Regions from separate parts of the Mus musculus genome. Here all the other regions are linked to region 2. Evidence: chromatin contacts called from ENCODE Hi-C or POLR2A ChIA-PET data. All regions are on one chromosome and are shown on one strand. The core of a region is the stretch at or near the end of the contact, and the rest is flanking DNA. Distances in the headings are between cores, read along the strand shown. Region 1 holds the start of Son (Son DNA binding protein). Region 2 holds the start of Donson (downstream neighbor of SON). Region 3 holds the start of Cryzl1 (crystallin, zeta (quinone reductase)-like 1).

Evidence for each region. A loop is a pair of places that touch in the nucleus more often than their neighbours do. ChIA-PET counts read pairs that join two places held with the same protein, here RNA polymerase II (POLR2A).
Region 1: a map of heart shows a loop between it and region 2 (4-fold over the local background). The contact joins the promoter of Son here to the promoter of Donson in region 2. A Hi-C loop is called at or near these places in 12 of 37 maps with a recorded cell type or tissue (T-helper 1 cell, T-helper 17 cell, T-helper 2 cell and 6 more). POLR2A ChIA-PET finds 5 or more read pairs at or near these places in 4 of 5 experiments (Patski and embryonic stem cell).
Region 3: a loop to region 2 is called in a map of heart, with 3 times the contacts of the local background. The contact joins the promoter of Cryzl1 here to the promoter of Donson in region 2. A Hi-C loop is called at or near these places in 5 of 37 maps with a recorded cell type or tissue (T-helper 1 cell, heart and regulatory T cell). POLR2A ChIA-PET finds 5 or more read pairs at or near these places in 3 of 5 experiments (Patski and embryonic stem cell).

What each region holds. Positions count from the first base shown.
Region 1 is chr16:91,645,105-91,649,165 of GRCm38, forward strand. Son (Son DNA binding protein) reads left to right here and starts at 2,720. Exons shown (of 12, transcript NM_178880.4): 1 at 2,720-2,880. The coding sequence starts at 2,804. Gart (phosphoribosylglycinamide formyltransferase) reads right to left here and starts at 1,868. Exons shown (of 22, transcript NM_010256.2): 1 at 1,780-1,868.
Region 2 is chr16:91,686,804-91,690,489 of GRCm38, forward strand. Donson (downstream neighbor of SON) reads right to left here and starts at 1,925. Exons shown (of 10, transcript NM_021720.1): 1 at 1,604-1,925; 2 at 992-1,072. The coding sequence starts at 1,909. Cryzl1 (crystallin, zeta (quinone reductase)-like 1) reads right to left here. Exons shown (of 13, transcript NM_133679.2): 13 at 2,519-3,112. The coding sequence ends at 3,013. It overlaps Gm10785 (predicted gene 10785), which reads left to right and starts at 2,095. Exons shown (of 6, transcript NR_040389.1): 1 at 2,095-2,477.
Region 3 is chr16:91,726,338-91,730,214 of GRCm38, forward strand. It overlaps Cryzl1 (crystallin, zeta (quinone reductase)-like 1), which reads right to left and starts at 2,465. Exons shown (of 13, transcript NM_133679.2): 1 at 2,221-2,465. It overlaps Itsn1 (intersectin 1 (SH3 domain protein 1A)), which reads left to right and starts at 3,034. Exons shown (of 39, transcript NM_010587.2): 1 at 3,034-3,262. It overlaps Gm46543 (a long non-coding RNA gene), which reads left to right. Exons shown (of 3, transcript XR_001781880.2): 3 at 2,182-2,244.

The DNA.
Region 1 (4,061 bases), core at 1,470-3,969, 41 kb before region 2:
GTGCTGAGATTACAAGCATGTGCCACCACATCTGGCTCCTCCCACCAGTTTTGTTTGGTATCCACACAAAAACAAGTGGCAGAATCATTTGTCTATTGTCTACAGCTTGCAGGCTTATGATTTGAGATCTTACGGGAGTCTCTAGATTGGAAATCTATTAGAAACCACAATTAAATACTAACATCTCATTTGAATACAAGCATTTGTTAAAAGTTTAGTTCTTAAGAATTAACTGGGGGCTGGTGAGATGGCTCAGTGGGTAAGAGCACCCGACTGCTCTTCCAAAGGTCAGGAGTTCAAATCCCAGCAACCACATGGTGGCTCACAACCACCCGTAATGAGATCTGATGCCCTCTTCTGGTGCGTCTGAAGACAGCTACAGTGTACTTACATATAATAAATAAATAAATCTTTAAAAAAAAAAAAAAAAAAAAAAGAATTAACTGAAACAATTCTTTAAGAAAAAAAGGTGTGTGTGTGTGGGGGGGGGGGGGCTGGAAAGATGGCTCAGTGGTTAAGAGCACTGATGAGGTCCTGAGTTCAATCCCCAGCAACCACATGGTGGCTCACAACCATGTGTAATGGGATCCAATGCCCTCTTCTGGTGTGTCTTCAGACAGTTACAGTGTACTCACATACATAAAATAAACAATTCTTTAAAAAAAAATATTGTATACTACAAAGTACCCAGAAATAGGAAGTACTAATTTGCTATGTGTTGTTACTTCATATACCTAATTGATACCTATTGCTTAGAATAGAAGCCTTGTGTTCAAATTCTAGCACCAATAAAAGGAGGGGGGGGAGCAAAGATATTATCAAGATATTTACTTATGTAGAAGATGGTTACGGAAAGAAGAAAACTGAAATATGTAAATTCTAAATTGATCCTTTACTTTGGGATTACATATTTAAGGAAAACCCAAGCAGACTGGTAAGGTTAAGAACACTTAGTTCTCTTGCAGAGGGCTGGGGTTTAGTCTCCCAGCACCCACAAGGTGGCTCACAAACATCCTAATCTGGGTCTGGAGACTGAATGCTTTCTTCCGGCTTCTTTGGGGCGTTCATTGTATGCACGTGGGCACAAACATACATGTAAGGGACAACGCTCCTACACATAAGATAGACTTTAGTTCAATTCTGTGTCATTTTCTTAGAGAAATAGCTGAAGCCATTAAACTTTTTAAAAAATCTAACTTGAATAAGAAAGCAGTGCAAGAAGACAATTTTCATTTTACTAGTCAGGATCTGTGAAATAGCAGGACTGGTCTCTTCACCAGCAGCGGCTGGGTGCCTGGGCTCCGGTGTCAAGGCCTTACTAGCCGGGAGACTCGGAGAGTCTTTTGTAACTTCTTGGGTGTCAGTTAACTAACAGGCAATTTATAGCGAGAACAAGAGAATAGGGTAAGGAGAGAATAAAAGAATCGGTTAAAACCACTTCCAAATATTTGTTTTGAAAAAGTAGAAACCAAATACGAAAGTGGTCCAGGTAAATGGTTAGTTACTGTGATAAAACTAGAGCGGATAAAAAAACCATCGGTGTACAGGGTCTGTCTTTACAAGGCAGAGATGCACAGAAACCTGGACCCGGCCTCAGAATTAGAAAGCTGGGAAAGAACTACCTGGCCGACCTCCATCAAGGCCGTGCAAAGCACGTGGGCTTTTCGCCAGTCACGCCAGTTTCGTTTCAAGAGTAGCACCGGTCGCTGAGGTTAAACCCATGGGTCAAAGCGTTTAGGCAGTCCACGCATCATCTTAAGAACTAAGGCATTCACGCACCTGCAAGCCCCGCCACGCAGCTCCGGCTCGCACCCGCCACTCGCACCCGCCGGAAGTTGGCCCGGGGAATCCAGCGCGCCCCGGCCTCTGCCCCGCCTCCGATGGACTCGGCTGCTCATTGGCCGCAGCCCGCCTAGGTCCCCGCCCGCGAGGCGACCCGTGGGGGTTCCTCCCGCCTTAGGGTGCGGTCGGAGCCCGCTGCCTAGCCGGGCTCAGAATCCCTGGCACCACGATTAGAGCTGATGATGCTCGTCAGGGGCTGTCACTTAAGGTCCCTGCGTTTACCCCAGAGCCTCCTACACTGGGGGCAGAGCCGAGGCTGCCTGACTGTGGCTGCTCACCAAGCGCCAGGGCGGAGCGGCCAGGGCTGGACTCCGGAGCAGCTCAAGCGCACTGCGTTTAGAACGCAGGTCGCTCAGACGCTCCAGCCTTTGCTAAAAACTACGCGAGGCCGGTTATAGCAAGCATCGAGGCAGAATGGGAATGGCTCCTTTCCAACTCATAGTGGGGACGCGGGACGGGGATTTCTTTCTCATGCACGTCTCCCTGACCAAAGTAAACTTGGCGCTTGCAACAAACGCGTTCGAGCTCCGTGCCGGACAAGCCGAGGCTTTTCTCGTCCCCCAGCTTTTTTTTTTTTCCATGGCCTCTAATCTCAGGCATTTACTCCCTATAGAAAGCCTCTTAGGAGTCCCCGCAGGCTGAGGGGATCAACAGCCGAAGCTGTCGCGGTCGCCTCGGGAGCGACTTCTCCTGTAATGGCGCCTGCGTCAACCACTAACATGGCGGCCGAGTTCGTGCGCGGCGCAAACGTCAGCAGCTCTACCCCGGCGGCTCAGAAACAGCGGAGGAGAGCGGGCCGGTGTTCGCTGATTGGCTCGTGGGTGGAGCGAGCCCGTGCGGACGCTCCCTCACGAGCCAATCAGGAAAGGGATAAAAGGAATTGGCCGCTGCGCCTCCTCCCGAGGCATGCTGGGAGCCTGGAGGACTAGCGAGGAGTAGTTGAGAGAACGGAGCGGACGCCATGGCGGCCGACATCGAGCAGGTTTTCAGGTCTTTCGTGGTCAGTAAATTCCGGGAAATACAACAGGAGCTTTCCAGGTAAACGCTTCCCAGACTTTTCTGCTCCTCGCGGGCTGTTAGGGCTTCATCTAGCCTCCCGTGGCATCTTTCACGGAACGCCGTCGTTTCTCGGCTCAGGCCCCGCTACGGCCCCGCCTGGGCCTGGGATCCATTTTCCGCCCCCCCCCCCACCCCCCCAGTTCCCCGTTCGTTCCTTTCGCGAAAGATCGTCTCTTCCGCGGTGTCGCACACGCCGTTTCTTTCTTCCAGTTAAGACGGTCACCTTTCCCTCGTTTGGACACCCCCTACCCTCCAGCTACTCGGAGGCCCGGCGTCCACCAGGGACGGGCCTAGTTCCCTTCCCAGCTCCTCCTCCGCCGCCGCCTTTCCCCTCCCCCTCCCCGCCTCCGCGCATTTCGCCGGCCGGTGTCTATGGCCGGAAAGGGTCTCTAACGGCCGCTTCTTGGGTAACCTTAAAACTTCTTTATTATTGTACGCTTGCGATCGTTTGGCCACCGCAGTCTATTTATTAGACGATTTGGGCCCCGGTTACTGCTCTGTGCTTCAGACCGGATTAGCACTCTTTTCACAGTTGTAAATTGAAACATCTCAGTTCGATGTAAGATACAAGATCAAATATTCGAGAGGATGATAGGAGGGGGCTTTGGAACTGCTGGATGCGTAATTTGATTGAGTAGAAAGTGGAGTATGTGTTATTTTTGTTATTTTTCCTTGCTACCCCGACTTAACGGACGGATTTTTGTCACTGCCAGTAGACTTCAGAGGTTAGCCTTGGTTCTCAGAATTTAATGTTGAAGAGATCTCCTCAGTTGTTTACTTAGGAAAATAGTGTGGGTTATGTTATAACTTAAGGAAATATTCAGAGGTAAATATTTTTTACTTTTATTTTTTAACGAATGGTTTAAGTTGAGAACAGAGCAATACATAAGTTAGAAAAATCATCTGATAAGCAGTTGTAAATTATATGCCCAAATTACCTGGGACTGTGGATAGAATAATGTTAATCATATTTTATTGCAGAAATTGTTTTTTTTTCAAGATAGGGTGTTTTTGTTTGTTGCTGTTTTTGTTTTCTTTCTTTTTTTTTTTTTTCTTTTTTGTGGACAGGCTCTAATGTCATGGCTTACAGCTTTGTAGCTGAAGCTGCCCTGTTGTCATCTTTCAATCAATGGTGGCGTCACAATTTTTTTTTTAAATAA
Region 2 (3,686 bases), core at 675-3,174:
CAGGCTGGTCTCAAATGCAAAGATCCACTTGCCTCTGCCTCTAAGCCCACTTACATTCTTAGTATTTAAAAAGTATCTTGTAAGGCTCAGAACTACTGAGACAATAGTATAGAGACAACAGCTCTTTCTTTAGGCTTAGCCATCTTGGTAGAACTTTTAAAGGGTTTTAAAAACATTACCTTCAGTTTTAAAAAAAATACAAAGAAAAAACAATTATAGTCAACTAGCTGCACAAGTCCGTATTGTCCACTCCAGAAGGACTTCCTTAGGGAACATCATACAAAGATCCTGTCAGAGAAGCTGACTATGTGAACACTAGCATGAATCTTGGGCACTCTCAGCCTGTTCCCAGTGGGGAAAAATGCATCTACCTGTAACTATGAGCAAGGGAGGGCAGACTGTTTCTCAACTTGTGGGAAGTGTTGAGCTTGATCCCCAGCACAAAGCAGGCTTTGGCCACCAGAGCCCATGTCTAGTATCAAAACACCTGTATAGAAATAATCACTCTCAAGTTTCTCTTTTCTTCTCAGAGAAGGTTCTCATGTGTCCCAGGCTGGCCTCAACTGTCTCTGCATCTGAGGATGCTATCAAAGGCCTGGCAATCCCTCCTTCACTCCAGTGAGACAGCTCTAAGTGTACAGCATCATGTCCCATGTAATTCATGGAATTCCTGGGGATCCAGCCCTGAGGTCTTTGAACATTAGGCAAGCATTTTACAAACTGAGGTTCAGTCCCAGACTTTGAATTCATTCCTGGAACTCATTTTTTCAAGAGAAAAGCTTTTGAGAAGTATGTTTATTAGAATATACATTATATTCAGCCCTTTGAAAGTATTTCCTAGAGTGAGCCATTGAGATGGCTCAGAAGGTAGAGGCACTTGCTTCTGGCCTGCCTGACAACCTGAGTCCAATCCTTCTACTCACACAGTGGAGGGACTGGCCTCTACACACACAATTGTGGCACAAACTAGAAATGTAATTTTTAAAAGTACCTGGGACAGTTCCGTGCCAGTTCTTTCATGAGATGATGTGTCCTCCCACAGCAAGTTATTTTCTTCATTAGAATCTAGAAGCTGAGGTTAAGAAAAGAGTGGTCCTTTTAAAACCTAAGCGATGAGGGAATGTGAACTATGTAAGGGCTCACCTGGCACACCAGGTTCTCAGGAGAGTGAGTGGGAGCTCACATCCATACAGTACCATGTTTCATTGCAGATTTGTGCCTGAACTTATCTAAACGGGAGGAAAGGCCAGACTTTGACGCATTTAATAACTGATACAAAAATCTTAGACCAAAAGTTCCAAAAAAGCTTTATGAGTAAAACCAACATTTGTAAATTCTGACCCGATTTATCTTCAACAGTCCACAGTAATTTCAAGTGCCTGAGAAAAAGGTCTTGAAAGGATGGTGAGAAGGCAGATTCTGTGGCTTTCCATCACAGTTCGGAGGACTATTCGAGCCACCTTCCTGGGTATCCATCCCTAAGTCCTTCTTACAGGAGAGGGCAGCCACCCCCTCCCCCGCCCCAGCTCAGGACATCAGCCTGCGGCGGCTGTTCGCGCCCATTCCCACCCCTGACGCCCGGCTGCGGGACGCGGAGACTCACCGGGCCCGACGCCCCCTGAGGACCGCGGAGCGGCTCTTCGCTGGCCTCGTCCGAGACTCGCGGCCGGTTGTCCAGGCGAGCGAAAGGGTTCCTGCGGGCGATGGTCGCGGCGGCGCCTCCTCTGCCGCCGGCGGTCGGGAAGGGGCGCAAGGGCAGCCCAGCCGCCAGCGCGGCGCGGCGGGGCGCGGGCTCCGGCAGTGAGGCGGGCACGGCGGCACCATGGTCCCGAGACCTTTTCCGGCGGAGCCGCACGGTCTCAGGCGGCCTCTTGAAGCTAGGCGAGTAGCCGGGCACCGAGACAGCCATTGCGCAGCACCGAGGCAGCTCCGCAGCCCTGCCGGGGCTTCCCGCGCGCCCCGGCCCCGCCCAGACCCCGCGCTGCTCACGGACTGGAGGCTCCTGAGGCCCCGCCCCGCCACGGGCCCGCCCCGACGGAGCATGCGTGCCAGGCCGTGCCGCCCCGCCCAACAGATTTCCCGGTGGCCGCTTCCGGCCGGGCGCGCGCAGCTCGCGGCTCTCCTGCTGCGAGGTCGGCGTCGCTGAGAACGCGACGGCGGCGCGCGGCACCCGGTAGGGCTCGGAAAAGGGATTAACAGTACCAACTCGGCAGCGGGCGTAGTGTCAGCCCCGGGTACGGAGCATGAATGCACAGCAAACAACACATTGATTGGTGGTGATGGGCAGTTACTTCTCTCCGTGAGAAGCCGCAATATCATTCTGAGAGAGACGGTGATGGGCCGAGCTCAACACAGTACCCACGAGGGGGAAATGTCCGCCAGCTTCAGGCTAGCCGCAGGCCAACTCTTCCACCCTTGTCCCCAGTGCCCGACCACCGCAGCCCTCTATGCAAATGCCGTCACTACTACAGGACCAGGTACTATGATTCCGTATGATCTCGGAGAAATTCAGAGTGAATGAATATTTAAAAACATTTTAAATGCCAGTGGATTAGATACTTTGAAGTCGGAAAGTACAAATGCTAAAATAATGGCATCAACGGTTTGTTAAGGAAGGTGTTGAGAATGAAGTTGATAACAAAATCAAATGACGTTTGGTATAGCAAAAGCATGTGACAGATGTATTTGCTAGAATAGTGTAGCTTTTGCTGAAAGCAGTTTTCTTAATGGAAAGAATTTTATAGCAGAGGCAAAGTGTACAGATACAATAACTAAAAGAAGCTTTTGGAATGTCCCCTTCAGATGGTAAAAAAATTATCTGGATTGTTTGCACATTAATTTTGGAAGTATTTTTCAAATATGTCAAATAACCAAACATCTTACTGTGGCAGGAAAACAGGCTTAAAAATATAAAATCTTGCTTTATCGTCCTTGGTTTTTCTCAACAATTTCCAAAGAAAACTGGCTTCCCCCACTGGTGTGGGTGCATCCGACTGAGATCAGGGAAGAGAATTAAAATTGAACGACTTGCTTTTTTCTTTCTTGATTTTTCTGAACAACTTCCATGGAAACCTTTGCCTCATACAGTGGGATGGGCTCATCGAGCAGAGGCCTGAGGAGGGAAATGATTCGAGATGTCAGGCACAGGCACAGAGGAGCACAGCACGCAGGATGCAGTAGACCACACATTTGCTTATTTTCCTTTATCTAACACAAGCAGCTCGAGCCTTTAATCCCAGCACTGGCGAGGCAGAGGCAGGTGAACCTCTGCAAGTTGCTGGTCAGCCAGCCTGAGCTAGATAGCTATCTTAAAAAGAAAAATCCAAACAGAAATTACAAATGCATTCATTAATATTTCTGTGGCTTAAAGAAGTAGTAATTTCCCCCCTTTTCTTTCTTTTTTAAAACTGGGTTTGTCTTGTTAGCTAGCCCAGTATGGCCTCAGACTCATGACTCTTAGCCTTCCAAGTGCCTTGAATACAGCTGTGTGCCACAACACTGGGCTAAAAGTGTTTAGGTTTTGAAAGAAAAAATATACTACTCAGTCCCTTTATCTAATTCTTACTTTATAATTGATATAAAATCCCAATTTAAACAACCTTGTCAAGCTCTGAATTATTTCAAATTCTTTGGCTAGAGGGGAAGGAGAAAGGAGAGACACACAACAGAATGGGGGTAGGGGTGTG
Region 3 (3,877 bases), core at 1,215-3,714, 40 kb after region 2:
GAGCTTCCTTACCAGAAGACAAAGAGTTGAAAGAGGAAACAACCTCGTAAAGTATATTATATAAAAACTGGAAGGAAGTCACTTTGTGAAGCATTATACTCTGCCATTGTCTATTTACAGTTCTCAGCACAGTGTTGTCATAGGTCTGCAAAGGCTACAGTAAGCCAACAGTGCAGGGGAGGCTGAGGCCAGCCAGCCTGGACCAGCTACTGAGACAAGAAGAGTCTGCCACAAACACAACCAGGAGACACTGTGTCTGTGGGCTTTCATTCTTTTTTTTTTTTTACTACTTTGAGGCAGTCTCACTAAGTTGTCTAGGCTGGCCCTGAACTGCCCATCCACTGGATGGGAGTCCAGGCCTGCACCACTAGGGGGAATGCCCATGTGTTCTTGGAATGAACCATGTCATTTTCCGAGTTCTCAAGCTTTTCCCAGCCTCCTCCTTGAGGGAGGCACACAAGTGAATCAGGACTCTTTCTGGTCCAGAGGCTCAGGAATCTCCATCAGGTTTGCACCTTTCTTCTTAACATGGAGCAGCATGGAGAACTATAAAATTACCACAATTATTTTACCACAGATGCCAGGCAGCTTTATCTTGGTTTCTTTGAGGTGGGGTCTCTCTATGAAGCCGTGGAACTTGCTCTGTAAACCATGGTGGCCTTGAACTCACAGAGATCTGCCTGCCCCTGCATCTCAAGCACTAGTCAAAGGCATGGGCCACCACCACGCCAGGCCAGGCAGCTGGATCTGTGTCTGCACCCTGCCTGTGTGCCCTGTGCCGTTGGATCACGAGAGGGCTTCAGATCCGCTGGAACTAGTGTAACAGAGGTGGTTACAGTGGCGAGCCCTGGTCCTCTGGGAGAGTACCAAGTGTCCCTACCCTGAGCCAGCTCTCCAGCCTTGGGCGGCTTGATTTTACACGGGGAGCACTGTTTCAAATATGAACACCTCATCTCCTTCTACATGTGGAGACAGAAGCGTGGGTGACATTAATTAGAAAAGCCAGTAATAATTGTACATTGCAGTGGCTGATGCCTAAGATTTACAACTCCCAAGAGACAGGACCCCGCAATAGGACGCAGGCTGCTGCAAGGACTGAGTGAGTATAGTACACAGCGCACACATTACGGAAGTTGGCTTTTTAATAAATATTACTTTCCCTGGTATTCTTGTAAGCTCAGTATCGTATTGTGAAAGTAGTTCTGAACCCATGTACTGAAGCAGCAAAGGGATGTCGCTGGCAATCACATGACTAACACTGCTGAGTTTGTGCAATGGTCTCTTGCATCATCTGGATTCGGAGAGCGGCGAATAGCCACAGGTGGCTACTCCGCACGTGAGTGGCGTGCCCTTAGGATGAGGGTACGAGGGTATGCTGCGAGGGTAAAACGCACAACAGATACACTGTCTCATTTAAATATCTGATTTCTTTAAAGGTTGAAATAATATTTGGATAAGCTGGTTTAAGAGAAACGTAAAATTAATTTCACGTGGTCTCTTCACTGTCCAAATGTGGCTCCCAGGAAATCTAAAAGCGTCTGGGTGCCTAGAACATCTGTCCTGGACAGGCAATGCAAAACTCAGCTACTGTGGACTGGCTATACTTGGCAGTTTGTTTAAAATGCCATATATAGATATATATATATAATTTTTAAAAAGCAAATGCAGACCACCAGGCCCAAATCCAGAATCAGTATCTGCACCTCCTCACGACCCTGGGATAATTCTTTAGTATGGCTCAAGTATGGCCGGCTCAATGAAGCAGGCAATTCCTGACCCAAGGCCCCATTACTGCGAACACCCACCCTTGTTTGCTTTAGGAAACCGCTTACTGGAAATGCAAAGAGAAGGATAAGAAGGGTGACAAGGGAAGTAGTAATAGAGACAGCATCAGAAACAGTGATAGGGAGAAGCTGGGGGCGGGGAGGACTCAACCCAGGAGAAAGGCAGTTCTAGACCTTTGCCTCCATAAACGCGGAGGAAGAAGCAAAGATCAGTCTACAATCAAAACCTAGCCAGGGTCAGGAACTGTCCGTCAAATCTAGTATTACCCGCCCCTCGGCGGCCTCGGCCAAGCTAGGCCTGAGCCAGGGCATCTCTGAGGTCGGCGTGTGATGCGAAGTACCAGTCTCCCCAGGGTTAGACAGCTCCTTCAGGCGTTTCTCCATTTTTCGCCCAAAGTCCCATTTCAGAGACACACATCGTTCTTCCCTGGCTCACCTGGCTCGGAGCAACCTCAACCGCCAGCGCCTTCGCCGCCGCCACCTTCCCAGTCCTTCTGCAGAGAGCCCGCCTTCTTGGGTCCAAACAGTACTGCCATTGGTCAGACTGCCCGTCACTACCGCAGGATGACCGATCTGGGGGAGGCTGTGACGAACGCCATGGCAACTGAACCCGGAACTACATCTCCCAGCATGCTGCTTCCCGTAGAGAGACGAGTCGCCGCCCCAGGGACCACCAATAAATGGGAGAAGTTGGGCGTTGCCAAGATGGGTTCCGTTTTATGCAAATTAGAGTAAAAGGCCACACCCTTCCTCATTCCAACCGTAACCCCTACCATCTTTCTTCAGTCTTTGTGTCTTTCGCCTTTCGTGCCCACGCTCTTTCTGCAAAACCTTCAATTTAGTTGAATGTATCCTAGCTACTGTCGCGCATAGAAAAGAGCAAAGCGCCAAATCGTGAAACAAAATCTCCGCACGCATAGAGCAGAAACCTCTAGTTACGCCTTCAAGGGACGAGACAAGGATGGGAGGGGAAAAAAGTGTGTGTGTGTGGGGGGGTGCTATCCAAACTACTTCATTGGTGTATCTCGTTGTCACTCTGTACACCTCTATTTCCTTTGGCTCCTTTCTTCTTTTTTGCCCACCTAGTGGGCGGAGTCATAGGAGAGAGCGAAGGCGTGGTCTCCGCCGTCCGATTGGCAGGCGGTTATCCCCGCCCATCTATGGGTGGGGCGGAGGGCAGGCTGTGGGCGGAGGGGCGGCGGCGGAGGGAGATGAGGAGTTAGGCGGGAGTGAGGGAGCGAAGGAGCGAAGGAGGGCGAGAGGAGTGGAGCGGCGCGGGGAGGGCGCGCAGCTTGGTTGCTCCGTAGTACGGCGGCTCGCAAGGGAGCATCCCGAGCGGGCTCCGGGACGGCCGGGAGGCAGGCAGGCGGGCGGGCGGGGATGGTGTGCGCGGCTGCGGACTCGGCGTTCCTCCGCGCGGCGTGCGGGCTGCACTGATTTGTGTGAGGGGCGGCCGCGCGCACCCGCCCGGAGATGAGGTGAGGAGCTGACGCGGGCGGCCTGGCGCGCGGGCGGGGGTCGGCGATGGCCGCCCCGGGGTCGGGTCCAGCGGCCGGGCGCGCGTCCCTGCGGCCGCCGTCGCCGCTCCGCCCGGTCTTTCTCATCCTCCCCGGGGGCAGCGGGGCGGGCGGGCCGCGGCGGTGGCGGCCGCGGGACGGGTTCGGGCTGAATGGGCGTCCGCAGCCACGGCCGGCGCTCCCGTGGGGGGCATCGCGGCGGGCGGTCCTTCCACCGCTGACCCCTCTGCCCTCGGCCGCCGGAGGGTGGCGGGCCGACCCGGCCTCCCGGGGATCCCGAGCTCGCGGGAGCCGCATCGCGCCGCCCGCGGGTGCCCCCGGCCTCGAGTCCCCGGCTCATCCTTTTTCTCTAGCGCCTGCTTGGAATACCCTGTCAAGTGAAGGGCGGTCAATGCCGTTTGGGCCGAAGTGGTGCGGCCGGGGCTGGCTCTGATGGCATTTAACAGAAAGCGGCTACCCTTGCAGCGGGCGTGCGTCCCCTTCTCGGCCGCTTCGCCCTCCTTGCGCACGCACTGACTCGGGTGTCTGCTGTGGACCCAGTGCATAATTGCGGTCCCTTCTTGGGGGTGGGGGGGG